Regions from separate parts of the Homo sapiens genome. Here region 1 is linked to region 2. A link is a loop called in an ENCODE intact Hi-C map of the cell type or tissue named here. Cell type or tissue: heart left ventricle. All regions are shown on one strand.

Evidence for each region. A loop is a pair of places that touch in the nucleus more often than their neighbours do. Peaks named below come from ENCODE experiments on the same cell type or tissue, not always from the same donor. Only the 100,000 strongest peaks of a DNase experiment are listed, where the experiment ranks them.
Region 1: it touches region 2 in a loop (2.4-fold over the local background); 7 of 110 quality-filtered maps call a loop at or near these places.

What each region holds. Positions count from the first base shown.
Region 1 is chr6:122,048,660-122,056,659 of GRCh38, reverse strand. It overlaps a transcript of LOC105377979 not described here. Among named protein-coding and RNA genes, the nearest start is that of HSF2, 350 kb to the left of the region's middle. In heart left ventricle, no CTCF peak of the experiment used is centred here; no DNase peak of the experiment used is centred here; H3K4me3 peaks cover 555 bases.
Region 2 is chr6:122,123,013-122,131,012 of GRCh38, reverse strand. No RefSeq gene overlaps it. Among named protein-coding and RNA genes, the nearest start is that of HSF2, 270 kb to the left of the region's middle. In heart left ventricle, no CTCF peak of the experiment used is centred here; no DNase peak of the experiment used is centred here; H3K4me3 peaks cover 682 bases; H3K27ac peaks cover 4,732 bases.

The DNA.
Region 1 (8,000 bases), 74 kb after region 2:
TCTTACTATAGACTCTACATGTCAAATATAAACGGGTCCAGTTAGACATGTGAGTCTCCCTGTTTCTTCCTAGTTCTTAATAGTGTCCTCATTTCATTGTCTTGGTTAATAGTATTGGTTGAACCCTCAGCTTCTTTCAGAAATGCCAGAGGTCTCACCTATAGAGAAATTCAAGATGTTTATCTCAAGATTTTTTCTGGTTTTCTAGGAATCCCTCTCCTAGCCTGCCTCTTACTTTTACATTTCCCAAAGCAGTCTTGTCATTATTTGGCCAGCCGAGGATTGGATTCGCTCTAATAAACCGAAAATTTCTCTCACTGTCCACGCCTAGCAAAGACACCCAGTAAGAATGACAACCTGCACATGCTTGGAATTGATTCTAATGCATGTGTGGAACTGAAGATTACATTAGCATCCTACTTTTTTCCCTTGGGAAACACTGATTGACTACCAAAGCATCACCACCAAACTAGGGCAGTGTTGGGGTTACTCCCAGAGCAACAGAGTCCACTTGCTATTTTAGCCCCAGATTAGTGGTTACTTTAATATTTCACTTGCACTGGCATTGGTGAGGAAAGCCAGATTATCATCAGCTGGAGAGAAAAAAATGAATAGAGAAGCAAATACAAATATTATTGACTATTTTTCACAGCTATGAAGCTGTGTAAGAACAGAGGGAGATGAAAACACAAGTGTAAGACTTGACTTTCAAATGGCATTTAGTTTACTTTCCAGATACCACACTCTTTGAAATTCATTCTTGTTTTTTTACTGTTGTTGTTTGCTGCAGACTGCTTTCCTATCATGAGCCTAAACTGTCCTTTCTGAGTGGTGTGTTTCACGATGGTTTCTCCCTGTTCTTGTTATTGAAAAGGGCACGGGGTTTCTAACTCAGAGTAAAGTAGTGATAATGCAGGCAGGTGTTCCTCAGATGCTATCAGGTTAATACCATCTTCCCTAAACAGTTACGTCAGACAGATTCCGAGAACTGGGAAAGTGGGAAAGGTGCGGGGCAGGGTAGGCACCGGAATAGGGAGGGAAATAAACTATGATTTCATTCAGTCTATCCAAAATGTCATGAGGTAAAACTTAAAGGAAGCAGTAAAATCAGAAAGAATTTCAGTCTAAGGCTTTTATTTATCAAATGTGAAAGAGAAAAAAGGTTCTGTTTAAAAACAAAGGTCTTTGGTTGATAGTTAACCCAAACAGGCAGCCTAAATATGGGAAAATTGCCCTTTTGGTTCATGGTGGTATCTTGATGGAGTAGTCCTGCCTTTCTCCCCCCTGCCTTGCTGCCAGCACACTCCATTGGCTGCTGTGCCCTGGCATGTTGGAGGGTCAGGGATGCAAGTGGCAGTGACAGCTTATTTCTCTCGGCCACAACATGGTGAAGGAGATGAAATGTTATCATGACAGCCCATAACCCACTTTTTATGAGGCTGGACCTGTTCTGAAATATTTAAACACTGCTATTTTGAACACAGAACCGTTTACGAATGATTAATAACAACATCTAGGCCCCTGCATCTGCCTCTAGAAAGAGGCAGAACCAGCTTTTTTGACTGTCACTGATAAATCGCCCTCTCTGCATCTCTCCAGTGGGAGCTGAAAACACTGCATCACAGGTCCCCATGTTCGATGCGGAGCTCAGAAAGAGTGCCCACACCTGGTTCTGCCTGGAGGAGGAACTGGCATGACTCACAATCAGCTTCGTGAAGGAGTGGGATTGCTAATGTCCTTGTAGCACTGGGCCAGAAGGAATTGGTCCTTAACTAGAAGTAGAACTGGTCAATTAAGGCTTGGCCAGGAAAAGAACAAGGAGGAAGATGAAGTGTTGGGGGAAGATTCTGAAAATCAGTGCTACACAACAGGACCGCCTCCGTGCTTCTGACTTTCCCTCCTCTCCATCCTGTGACTGAAGAGCTAAACATCTAAGATCTGTGCTCTGCCAGAAGCCAAGTGACATAGAATAGCACAAAGGCTCAACCTTGGACCCTGGAGCCTCTCCAAATCTCCCCGCCATCACATCCTGACCAATTAATTGAAGCAAGTCCCTTCATGTTCCTGAACCTTAGTTCTTTGACCCACAAAATGGGATAACTTGATAGAATTTTTGAGACAATCAAATGACATATTACTTACAAAAATGATTCATATTCCAAAAAAAATTGACAACATATAACTATACTATTAATAATAACATTTTAGGATTCACATTGATTAGAATAATGTATTTGACAAAAGTACTTTGAGGATATATCTGATGAGTCCCCAGAAGAATGCTACCACATTGCCTTTCTGTGACTTGGGACCTGGGAGATTTGGGGACATTAGACAAGATAAAGAATAATTCTCTTTCTACCTGATTGGGCCCATAGGATATAAATATAAAGGCACTTCCCCTAAATTGCAGCTGATAGGTACTGGGCAGAGAAGCTGGTTTTATTTTAGATTTATGTAGTACAATAACAATATTACAACTGAAGTACCAAAAGTTTTGAACATGAAATGTTTATGCCTATGAAATACTTAATGATCTTTCCTGCACAAGATGGAAAGGCTATCGGCTTAGAGGAAAATAACAAAATGTCCAAAAAGGAATGTGTGAAATATCTTTTGCAGGTGCACAGTTCAGGATGCTTTCTGTCATTCATCCAAATACTTTCTTCACTGAGAGATACTGAAGAAAAATAAACGACAGTGAGATTCACAGTCACAGTTTCCTCACATCACCCCGACTCGGGATGAAGAACTTGAACTTTTGTCTGTTAAAGTTACAAACTAAGAAAATAGTACAGGAGCTTTTCTAAAGGTAAAACTGGCTCTCCTTTCTTGCAGGACTTCTTGAACAGGCCCCAGACTCAGAGACATAGTCCTGCAGCCCCAAAGTCTTATCATTGTTTTTTACTCAAATGGTTTTAGTATTATTTAGGGTCTAATATTATCAATACTCTCATTTCCTATAGATTATACTTTTCTCAAGGTGCCCTGGAAACATTAGCTAAGCTCTTTTTTTCAGTGTTTTCCTTTGCCCTGAAAAAAATTAATCTGACCTACTCAAGATTGACCCATCAACCGGTTCACCTCTAGGGCTGGGAGGGTAGGGTGGCACTGTGAACACAGAAGCCTGTCAGGGTAAACTCAGCTGTTGGAGCAAGCAAGCCACCTTTGTCTTTGTGCCTCCCCTCTGTCTTTCCAGAATGTTTCTCCCACATCTTCCAAACACCGTAGCCCTATTACTCTGGCTATCCACTCCCTCCTGCCCCGCAGCCCCACCTCTGGACTTGCATTTCTCCTCCCCTCAAATGCTACCCAGACTGTCTTCAACCGCCCCAGACTCTCCCACTCTTTAGCTTGAAAAGCCAATCATTCCCTGAGCTTTTTGCTCTTGGGCAAGGGAAATGTGAGGTGAAAAATCCCTAATGTGTAGGAATAAGTGTTACTTAGAAGAATTCCAGGCAACCTTATTGAAGGGCGAGGAAGGTGGTCATTTGAGTCCTTGGAATGCCAGTGCTCGGGTCACTGTGGAAGTCAGGATGGTCCTGTAGAGCAGGGAATTGGAGGTGGGTGGCGCAAGTTGTTGTTGAATTGTGTATGTTCTGACCTCTGCCACCCAGGCCAATTTTAAAAGGAACTCTTCCTGGTGTAAAGTCTAAAAATGAGGGAGAAAAAAATCAGATTTTATTCTAAATTTAAGCTCCTATTTCTAGTCTTAGCTCACGTATGATGCGAGCAGTAGTGGCTCACATCGCATCCCAGTGGCTCACCCCTACACAGAGGCCAAAGCTCCAGAAGGTTGGCAAAATTGGCAGTTTCCAAAGACGGTCTCCTGACTAGCAGCATCAGTCTCACCCGAGGACTTGAGAGAGGTGTAAGTTCTTGGGCCTTACTCTGGGGCTCCTGAGTCAGAGCCTCTGGGGATGGGGCTTAGCAATCTGTGTTTTAACAAGGCCTCCAGGTTAGTCTGAGGCACCCTCAAGTTGAGAACCACTGTGCAAAAGGTACAGCTCTGCCCTTGCTTAAGAAGATTTGATTAAAATCACAGCTGCACTACCATTTATAGGCCAAATTGTTTCAGAAAGATTTTAAGGGAGCTGTCTTTCAACTCCCTGTGTGACCTTAAGCTGTTCACATAAACAATCTGCAGCTCTTCAGTTAGCTATAAAATGGAAATTGTGACATCACACTCGAAGCTGTTAGGAAATATGAAGTAGTATACCTGAAAAGTAGAGGAAATATGAAGTAATAAGTATGAAAGTATATTTAAAATCATAAAGCAGTATGAAAATAACAGAGACATAATTATCTTCCATCTCTCTTTTTATTTCTTTTCTTCCTTTTATCCTTTCCCCGTCCCTTTTCCTTCCTCTCTCTATCCTTTCACTCCAGCTTTTCTTCCTGCCCTTCTTCCTTACTTCTGTGTGACATATGTTATCTATAGTTCCTGGGTTTTAAATTAACCCTAAGTTCTTTAATATTGAATAAATTTACACCCCACTCTATTAAACATTGTATTTGTTTAAAAAGTCCAAATGCTTTATTTAGTGCTTGAGATACTTTTGTATCTATGAGCCTGACCATAAATGAATCAGAAATATTTGAATTTTATTTCTCTATTATCTTTTACACAAAACATGGTTTTAAAATTAAGGGAAAAATTCCTTGGCAAAATGAATTTCAGATTTGGGAAAAAAATGTTGGATGTTCCAAACCCAAACACTGCTGAGCTTTTATCCCTGTTGATGTGAAATATTTAGTGCCTTACCAATTTCAGGATACATATGATCTGAGTGAATATCTGTTAACTGCTTTCTTTTGTTTATGAAATAGGCAATGCCTGTTTAAGACCTTAAAATTTCACTATGTCCAACCTAAAAGGATAAACAAACACCAGTGATAAATGAATCCCAGAAATAATTTTGTTTGTCTATATGTAAACGAAACACTGCAATTTTGCATGTGAGTTCTTACTTATAGTTTTTCTTTCAGAAAGACATTGTAATATAGTGGAAATAATATGTAGCTTGGAATTTAATAGGCCTATATCTGAATAATGGCCATGCCATTTACTAGCTTGAGGGCAAAATATTTTACCTGGATGATCACTGTTTTCTGATAAATAATAAGAATGGTGATATGATGCTATAAATCTGTAGAAAACATCAAATCAAAAGATATGATAAAATTCACTCCTTCTCTTGAGTAAACAAAATAGACATAGGTTCAGACATAATCTCAATACATTTCAGACCAGAGGAATCACACACATGAAATACTATTCCTATGAAGCATTATTATTTATGGATTAGTTTTGATTCCTAATAACACAAAAAATGCTAATAGAAAAATGAAAATGATGAGAAATTGGGATTGGAGTCTATAAAGTTTCCAGAAATGTATTACTCTGAATAAACAAATTATTTGGTAGAGTACAGACACCACTCATGTTCATTTCATGAATAAACCAAAATGGCCAATTGGAATATTGCTTCCCCAATTAGTTTACACGCTAAATTATTGCATATATAGAAAGAAAATGTTCAGTTTTAAAATATATAAAGCAATAAAAACCAGTCCTAAGTAATATCATCAAATTATATTGACATTGAATGCTCCATTAAACTGAGTTAAAGAGCTGTATCCAGTCATATGAAAGAGATTTTCATTTTTAATTGTTAACAAGTGCGTCTTACCATGGCAAAGCCGTCTTGCTCATGGTTAATTGGCTCAAGTCTTGCTTGAGAAATGAAGGTAGAACACATTGCTAATCCTATTGCTTATCCCTAGCCTACCATTAAAGTCTTCCTCCCTACCTCTTTTTCCTGGGTTTTCTGGCGTTTCAACTTCTCCACTATCTTCACCATTTGGAATCCTCCGTTATTATTGAAAAGAGTCCTCCAAGAAATTCTTATTACCCCTTTGCCCCCTTAAATTGGTGCAGAATCTCTGTGGTCTTTGAATCCCCATAAACTTTATAAATTATGCTTTCCTCTATTTTATTTTGTAACTACTTGTGCCTGCTGCCCTGTGAGCCCTCTGGGTATGTCCTTGGTACCTGCAGTGTCTAGAACACAGTGTAGCACAGTATCTGCCACAGTGAAGTGTGCAGAGTGAAGTTGTTCTAGCAGAGTTGAGAGGTATAGTGGGCAGTATGGCAGAGGTTGGGATAATTTCTAGAGCAGAAGTCAAGTTCAGCTTACATGCTTGACTGAGTAAGCCACTTGTCTATAAAGATAAAGCCACACATGCAAGCAATTTGCTTCATCACAGATCTGTTTCATTTGTCCCATGTATATTCATGCAAAACCTATGCACTTCCTCTCATTGTAAAAAAATTAGGGCCAAATATACACTGGCCCAAGAAATATATCTTTCATGTGATTCTTTTGTGGAATGGACATATTGACACTGATAAATTATAAAAATGGCGACTGGTAAGATATAAACCATGACACACAGCATATTTTAAATGGTGAGCTAGAACAATACCATTTTTAAAATGTGTAAATTGATTTTTATTTTAGGGATGTTTTGGACTCTTACACTTGTGAGACAACCTGAGAATGCAATGTTTAATTAATTTATTAGTCTACTTTTTAAAATAATATACCTGAAAAAATCACAAAGAAGATGAATAGTAAATTATTTTCAAGTATGAACTGAATAACACCTCGCTGTTATTTCAATATAACAGATACATAAAATGTCTTTTGAAGAATAATGGTCTTCACAGAACACGTAGTTGATTCCAAGTGATTTCAATTTATTATCTGAATACCTAACTTTTAGTTGTTTTTAACCATGAAAGTATAAATGAAATTCTTAACTAATGGCTGCAAATTCCTCAAAAACATCATAAGTGGAATTCCCCAAAATGATGCAAGTGTGTAATTCAGTATTATTTCTTAACCACTTATGAAGGCAACCAAATAAAAAAAGAAAGAAAAACTTTTAAAAAGTTCCTGTTTCTTATGTAAGTCATAATTTAATTTCCTATATTTATTTGACTCAAAAGTAACGAGACTAATGTACACCCACATTAAAAACAATTCTTGCCCTGTGGTCCTCGCTCAGGAGTGCTGCATTTGCTCTGCGGGTGCCGCTGGCAGTGTTTCCAGAGGCTGCTGTAGTCAGCGTGAGGGGGCTATGTCATGACTTGCTCCGTTTGAGAGGAAAGAAAGGAGCAGAGTTGCTCAAACAGCAATGGGGCAAGGAACAAAAGTAATAGAAATCATTTTTCAGTATAACACATACACTGAATTGCTTCTTTTTATTATTTGTATAATATAGTTTACATGATTTTTTGGTTTTATTTTGCTTTTCCCCAAGATTATCAGAAAAATATCGCAGTAGCCTTCAAGTGTATTTAATCAGCTCTGCAAAGGAAAACTCAGATTCATGGGAGGAAAAGAAGTGAAAAAAATTAGTTAACCTTTCATACAGTCTCAAAACAAATCACAACGAAGATGAATAGGAAATTATTTTCAAGTATCAATAAAGTTTAGAAAATGAAACTCCCAGGAAATCATCTTAAAATTTTTTCCTTTTCCTTTTTAAATTTTTTGTCTTATTTCCTACATTCGCTTGTCCTAAAGATGAAAGCATTATGATAATTAACTCCAGGAAGATACTTATATTATGGAGTTTTAGATGAGATACCCTTTTAAAAAGGTCTAGAAGAGAGAAAATTCTTTGTACAGTAAAAGGGAGAGTTGCGATCTTTTTTTTTTAATGTTACTGAAATATGGTTTGTTGCTGAGAGATTTATGAGAGGGAATAAGAGATCAAAAATTCCTTCTGAAAGTTTGAGGTTCAGTAAACACCAAACCACTACTTTCCAAACAAGTTTCTATTTTTAAAATGTCCTGAAGATTATAGAGTGAAATTTAATCTATGTTTGAATCATTGTCTTCTGTATCAGCAAAACATTACTTTACAAAGCTACAGCATGTCCTTGAGGCAATCTGAGTTGCATTATGGGGGAAGGAGAATGGATGGAA
Region 2 (8,000 bases):
AGTACATAGAGTATACTTCACTGGCTTTCATATATTAAATAGAGCTAGGAGTCTTCAATTTTCAATCAATATTTAGTAGTGCAGACATTCTGTAATCTTGACAGAAGCAAAATAATTTAAAAAGTTTTAAAGAAACTTAAAAGTTTTATTGAATGCTAATAAAATACTCTTTTGAAATACATGTTGCTTAGATCTTCTTGGTTCATTTTTCTTATTTGGCAAAAGAAGACAATTGGATTATATGATCTTCAAGATCCTGCCAAGAGCAATATTATTTTCAGCATTATGAAAAAACACTTGCAACTTTTCCAGCTTTTAGTAGCTTCTTTCCTTTTTTGTTTTTGTCACTCTAGCTCCAGACAATTTTTACAGTATAAAATATTAATATAACCATGGTTGATGGCTTCCAATATGCTTATAAGTTTATACATCTTCCTGTTTAATGGCATCGGTTTCGTTCAACAGTGTTGGAAATTTGGGAGGAGGAGGTTATAAAACCAAGTCTCATTAGTTATTCTAGAGTCTGCTTCATATTAGTCTGTGATTTTTTAGGTGTTCATGCTTATCTCTTTCTGAAGTGGATGGAAATTATATTCTCTTACTTGTACCTACAAAACATATCACCTCCCAGCAAAAGACATGTTATTGATATCTTGCTGACAGGAAGAATGGTTTGTGTTGACGATAACCACTTCCTGTACCCTGATCCGACCATTTATCCTTTGGGTGCCACCTCTCATGGCTTCTATAGGCTTGCTGGGCACATTTAAAAATGGCCATTCTGTCAACCTTTTTATGTGGTGAGGACATCCAGACTGCTACACTTACCAAATACAGAAAATGGCACTGGCAATAGCACAAAAGTCACCTCTGTTCTGACTCAGCTGTGGCCAATGACACAAGCTAAAAACACGTGAGAAAACTGCTGCTTGTCTTGGGAAGATACACACATTCTAAAGAAAGAAAGCTATTTTGGAAATTCTGGATGTGACAATCTTTCTTGTTCACACTCAGTAAACACATTAGTTGAATTCCTCTGATTGTCAATTAGCAATGGTTTTGCCAAGAATACTGGTATTGATGCTGTTTTTAGCACTGAAAAATCCTGTGGGAGAAATGAGGAATTTAACACATTGTAGGTGTTAAGATTCCTGGGTGTCTGACAGTATCCCTGGAACCATTATCATTAATTAACTTTTCAATCAGAAAGGCAAACTACTTTGCTGTTAGGCTTCCAGATGAGGTTTTTTGAAAAAACAGTAAGATAATAAAGGCTTGGATTGCTCCTACTTCCTGAGGCAAGTCACATCTCATATTATTCAGAACTTGGACTGAAGAGCTCATAGGGCAAGTGAGGCCAAGGTCAGGAGTCTTCAGACATCTTGGGCCAAGTGCCATTCTAGAAGAAATGATTCTCTTCCTCAGTCACCATCTATCTATGCCCCCAGGTTTGACTCGCTCTTTTCCCAAGGAGTGCTGTTCATTCCTGACACAAGGGAGACCAGAAAAGAGATCATGAATGACAGTGAAAACCTTTATGACACTGACATAAAGCAGAGAGTTAGACTGAATATGAGTTGGTAGCTTTTCCTTTGTATCTGTGTAAGTTGAATCATACAAAATTGTCATTTTGGTGATTCAAAAGTGTAAAACAAAAGCAAGTTCATATGATTCAAGCTTACATTTTTTTCTCACTATAAGAAAGAGGATTTAAAGAATTGTATTAGGTTAGCGAATCTGATTTCTTTCATGCAAATACAGCTCCTCGAGGTAAATGATCAGAGCTATAATATTTTAAATATAGAACAATCTAAAATAAAACTTTAAAGAAACAAGATGACAATATTTAATAAATAAACCATTTATTACTTAAGCCTAGTAAATTATAGGAATGATGTGTGGTTATTATGAGCTCCTGGAGCCACAGTGCAAGTGTTCATATTGTAGCTCTGATATTTTTTCTTCACCTTAAATAGGTTACTTACTCAGTGACTCCATTTTCTCACTATTAAATTGGGAATAATAATTGTGCCCATTACCTAAGGTTGTTGTGAGGATTAAATGAGTTAGCCAAATCAAATGTTTAGGATGGTGCTGAATAAATATTAGCCACTATAAATATTGTTACTTATAATTACCAATCTTTGAACGATCTAATGGAAGAAAACTAATTAGATGTGCAGACACCTGTCTTTTGAAATAGATTTTCAATCCTGAGCAACTGATCTTAGAGCCCAGTACTATATTTTTAAGTGTCTGTGTTAGGCAAAGCTCATGTGAATGTTAGGTGATAACATTGTCAATGATGACTGAAGCATTTCACATGATGAACTTTAGGAGAAGAGCCAGGAACTCCAGTGAGCTCTAAAGATAGATCAGCCTGCACAGAATTCATCTTGTGCTGGTTTATGGGTCAGGAGTGTAATAACACCACAGTAAGCCTCTTAAAGGATAAGTAGATTGGATGAGGACAACATTATTTACTTTCTTGGTCACGATGCTCTAGCTCCTATCAAATCTTCTGTGTCTGAAATTTTGTCACACTGATTCCTGTCACCAGGAGTTGATCAGGGTCAACTCTCTCTTGTACTCTGCAGTGAGGGACAGGAATTCTGCAAGGCTCAAGAAGTGTGTATCAACCAAGTTTTCACTTGTGCAGGGTGAGAGATAAGTTCTCAATATCGCACTAAGGGATGAAATACATGAGATGGTGTTCATGGTCAGATGGCTACCAAAAATACAAGAAGGCAGAATCCCAAACCAAGGAGAATTTTCAGGGCACTGGGCCACTACCATTCCCTTGAATGATGGATTCCCTGAAAACTGTGGAGGTCATGGACAGATGGCTACAATCTCTAGAAAAATGGACCCCTTTCGTACATCATTTAGCAGTGGACCTGAAGCAAAAAGTCTCTAGTAATTGCTCTACACTGATGATGTGAGGAAAAATAGGTCATTGTGCAAAAATTCTTAACCTCCCTGATTCTTACTCTGTCAAATGTGTTTGTTCTGACAATTCTGTGACCTTGTTTAACTATCCAACTACTCCTAGTTAAAGTAACATTGCTGGAAAAGAAATACACAACTCAGCTAACTAGTTTCACTTTAATTTCACAATATTTCTTAATTGACTACTCAACACTGCCTACAATCCTGACATCTCCCTGAAGGATTCCCTTTTCCCCTCTCCAACGTGAAAATTTGATGCCTCTGTCTGTCTCTCCTCCTCTCTTCCATTCATCAGCTATCTCGCAAAGAACACTGAGGTGTGTCTCACAAAGAACACTGAGGCCCTCTGTTAGGAATACTCTCCTTCCACCGGCAAACCAGAAACCCGTGTCTGTGCCCATACACTCTGCCCTTCCTGCAACTCCTTTGCTTATTCTTCTTCCATTCTCAAGGGCTTAGCTCACACAGTTCAGCCCAGTCCTCCAACATCACCAATGTATTCCTCTCTATTGATTTTTCACCACCAAAATTACATTTTTAAAAAAACCAAAAAACCCTCTCTTGACCATCATATCTACAATCTACTAATAAATTTCTTTCCATTCTTTTACAAAAAAACCTATTGAAAAAGTTGTTTCTGTTTTCTGTCTCTGCTTTTTCTTCTCAACCCACTCCAAGAAGACTCTCTCTCCTCTTTAACTCCCTTCTAAATCTGCACTTGTAAAGGTCAACAATGATGTTCATATAGCCAAATTCAATGGTACTTGCCCACTTAGTTACAATTAACAGCAAAGACCACTGTTTTCATCTCCACACACTCCTTGTTATTTGGTGAGGTGTCACCTTCTCTTCTCCATCCATATTCAGTCTCCAGGTAATACTAGTCATGGCTTTATATGCTGGTAAATCCCATATTTATAGCCTTCGTCCTCCACTGCTCCTCAGATCTCTGGACTCATATATCCAATTGCAGACTTGGCATGCACACTTGGCGTATCAAAGTTTAAATGTCCTAAATGTTGCTATTAATATATCTTTTCTCCTTCCCAGACATCTGTTCCTCCCCCATCCTAGTAGGTGCCTCAAATTCATCCAGTTTGCACAGGCCGAAATTATATATCATCATTAATTTCTTTTTTTCTCTCTCAGTTCTCAAATCTAATTCACCAGCAAATACTCTAAAGTGTGTTCTTCTTTATTTTCTGAAGGAATTTGCATAAGATTAGTGATATTTATTCCTAAATGTTTTATAGACTTTACCAGTGAAACTATTTGGACTTTTCTTTGTGGAAGATTTTCGATAACAATTTCAATTTACTTTAGAGAGTCATTTAAAATTTCTGTTTGATCTCTCATCAGTCTTGGCAAGGAGGCTTCATGAGGTTTGTCAACTTTGTCAGCATAAAGTTGTTTATACTATTTATTTCTTTATAGTCTGGAGAATCTTTGATGAATTCCTTTCATTCTTGATTTTGGTAATTTATGTTTTCTTTCCTTTTTTGTTGATAAATCTAGCAATGGGCTTATCAATTTTGTTGTCTTCTATAAAGAACTACCTTTTTGCCTTATTAAATTTCTCTATTGTTTGTTTTCCTTTGTCTATGATATTTAACAAGCTAAAAATATAGTTCATTGCTGGGAAATCAACTAGGAATATGGCACATAAAAGATGTTTGAACTCTTAAAAATGTAGCACTTTTGAGCAAAGGAGAAATGTGACATATTTTGCTGCCTTGTGAAGATTTCTGGTAGCTTAAGTCTCTTTCTTATTATTTTTCTCCATTATTTTTAGGGCATTTTCCCTTCCTCTTCTCCCTTTCTGAGACAGATAACTACAGATGTCCCCTGTCTTAGAAACAGTTCTTCAATCCCCATGTCACAGGGCATTACTGACTGAGGAGATCCTGAAGGTGATGGCGTAACTTGTTCCAAATATTTTTCACCAAGAAGGCATTTTGGTCTCAGGATCTATTTTCACTTTGGACAATATGGAAAACCTCAAAGAGTTTTTTGTTTTGTAGATTATACCTATGACTATCTATGATTATTAAAAATGAAAACAAACTTTGTAAATATTTATTTTAAAATAATAACAAATCTATTATGCATAGCAAAGTTATATATTTTATATGAAATAACTATTTCATATAAATATTAAAAATATAATAACTATTATTGAGAAGTTTCATTGCTTTACATTTTTGTATATCTCTTGTTATCTGGCTTTACAGAAGACAAGTAAATTCTCATTTCTGCTTTTGCATTCAGTCTGTTGAAATATATTTTTTTGATTGGAGTATATTAAGAAAATGTAGCCTTACACAATATGTAGTTGGAGGCCGGGCATGGTGGCTCATAGCTGTAATCCCAGTACTTTGGGATGCCAAAGTGGGAGGATCACTTGAGGCCAGAGGTTTGAGACCTGACTGGGCAACATAGTGAGACCTCATCTCTACAAAAAATTCTAAAAAATTAGCTGGGCATGGAGATGCTTGCCTATAATATCAACTAGTAAGAAAGCTAAGGTTAGAAGATTGCTTGAGCTCAGGAGTTTGAGGCTACAGTGAGCTATGATTATGCCACTTCACTCCAGCCTGGGTGACAGACTGAGACCCTGCCTCTAAAAAACAAAAACAAACAAAAACAAAAACCCAAGAAATACATAGTTGGAAAAGGTAGGATTAATTTTGATAGCTTCTTTAGATAATTGTGGATATTCTCCTCTGATACTACACTAAAACTCAATGAGTGGTAGTTTTTAAAGAGTAATTACAATGTTGAATCTGAAATCATGTATATAAGCATTTCATATTCTCTTATATTAAAATCCACTGTTCTACCTTGAACTTTGACTAGATATTTTATCAAGAGATTTTTTTTTTTTGGTAAGATCATGCATTGGTCATCTGAAGACTATTAGTCCTCCGAGTTACACAGATCTTCCAAAGATTGACACGTTACGCAACATTTAAAAATCACATTTGTTAATATCATAACTAATATTGACAGATAAGCATTTAAATATTTCACATTTGGAATTATCAAGTTTATGGGAGCAGATAACAAGTTTTTCAAAATTCTAAATTTCATTTGAAAGCTCAAATTCTTTATTATTGGCAACAAAATGTTTGATTTCCTTGAAATGACAAGCTCACTTCATTCATTTTCATCAAAATGTCTCCAAATAACCAAGTCTGAATAATCATTCTTTGTCTGTCAGCAGTTATTTAAAGTAAAAGTAATCCTATGAAAAACATGGCTAGTTCAGCTCACAACTCTTAACAAGCAGACAAGTGCTTTTCCTCAAGACTACCAGTCTACTTTATACTTTGGAATAAAGCTGAAGTGCCTTATGCGTAATCCCATTTTGTCATGCAAAATAGTAAAAAATATGTGTACCCCAGGGTTTAGATTTAATGAAATTAATATGTTCTGCTTTATCATTGATATTCTTCAGTGAAAGTATCCCTTTCTTTCTTACTGCAAGTGTATGATGCCAATTACAATGACCACTGGTACACTACCTTGACTTGTGCTAAGGCTCCAGCAGTTTCACCCATGACTGCTTTTGCACCATCAGTGCAAAGGCCAAGAAGGTGAAAATAGGCAAGTTATAGCTTCATATTTTTATAGAAACGATTTTCTCAAAGTGTCTTAGATGATTCTCAGATTTCTATGGACCACGCTTTAGGAACATCTGGCCTTGATCAATGAGAACAGGTGTGTGTGTGTGTGTGTGTAATGTGTATACATATATATTTATAATGCTTTTTCTTTTTTTTTTTTTGAGACAGAGTCTCTCTCTGTCATCCAGGCTGGAGTGCAGTGGCGTGATCTTGGCTCACTGCAAGCTCCATCTCCCGAGTTCACACCATTCTCCTGCCTCAGCCTCCCAAGTAGCTGGGACTACAGGCACCTGCCACCATGCCCTGCTAATTTTTTGTATTTTTAGTAGAGATGGGGTTTCACTGTGTTAGCCAGGATGGTCTCGATCTCCTGACCTCGTGATCCACCTGCCTCGGCTTCCCAAAGTGCTGGGATTACAGGCGTGAGCCACCGCGGCCGGCCTATAATGCTTTTTCTACTAAAAATTTATTTTTTAATATATGGTATGTTATTTATTGGATATAAACATGGAGGATATAATATGAGCAAGAATAAGGCAATGCAAATATCTGGAGAGAATTTAAGAATCTTTTCTTATCACCTAAATGGTTTAATCACTGTGTAACCAATCTTCTTGTCTACGATTGTTTTACATATGTAATTTTTGTACAGTAAATCCCCAAATGTAAGCTTTTAATGAGCTGTTTTCACTTATTACAATAATGGTAGCTGCCCTCTGTGGAGCCATGATTATATGTCTGGCACTCTGTTTAGTACTTAATATTCATTAATTCATTTGAACCTCAGAGCAATGTTGTGATGTGGGAATTATTATCCCTATCAAATAGTTGCATGCCTGATAACTACTCAACAAAAATGTGTTGAATGTATGAAGTCACTTTGTCTAAGGTTCCTTCCACCTACAATCACCTCTCCTGCCAGCAGCTAGTAAGTGGTAGAACCGAGACTCAAAATCCGCCAGCCTGAAAGCCTAGATGTGTTACAAAATGGTATCAACCATCCCAGTAGAACAAACACATTACATTTGGCTCCTTAACTCAGCTAATTGATTCAGAATGTTACTTTTCTGGCTCTCTGGAGTCAGAGAATGTTAACTGAGTAGTTGCCATCTGAAAAATCCCTTTCTCTGAAAGGGCCCATGGTCAATGTAGCCCAATACTATATTTGTGGTATCATAACACAAAGTAGAAAGTTTTTTCAATAACTACACCAGCTTACCCTCTAACTTCCTTCTCTAATCATCCCAACTGATGATGTAGCTTAAATAGTGACTTATAGTGAGTGCAGCTTGATTATGTAGCTTAATCAGCTGGGATGGTTATAGAAGTAAGTTAGAGGGTGAGCTGGTGGAGTATAATAAGGAATTTTAAAGGATGTGTTTCTGTAGCCAGAAGCACCTTACAAGTGCTTTTTATTAATTTTTC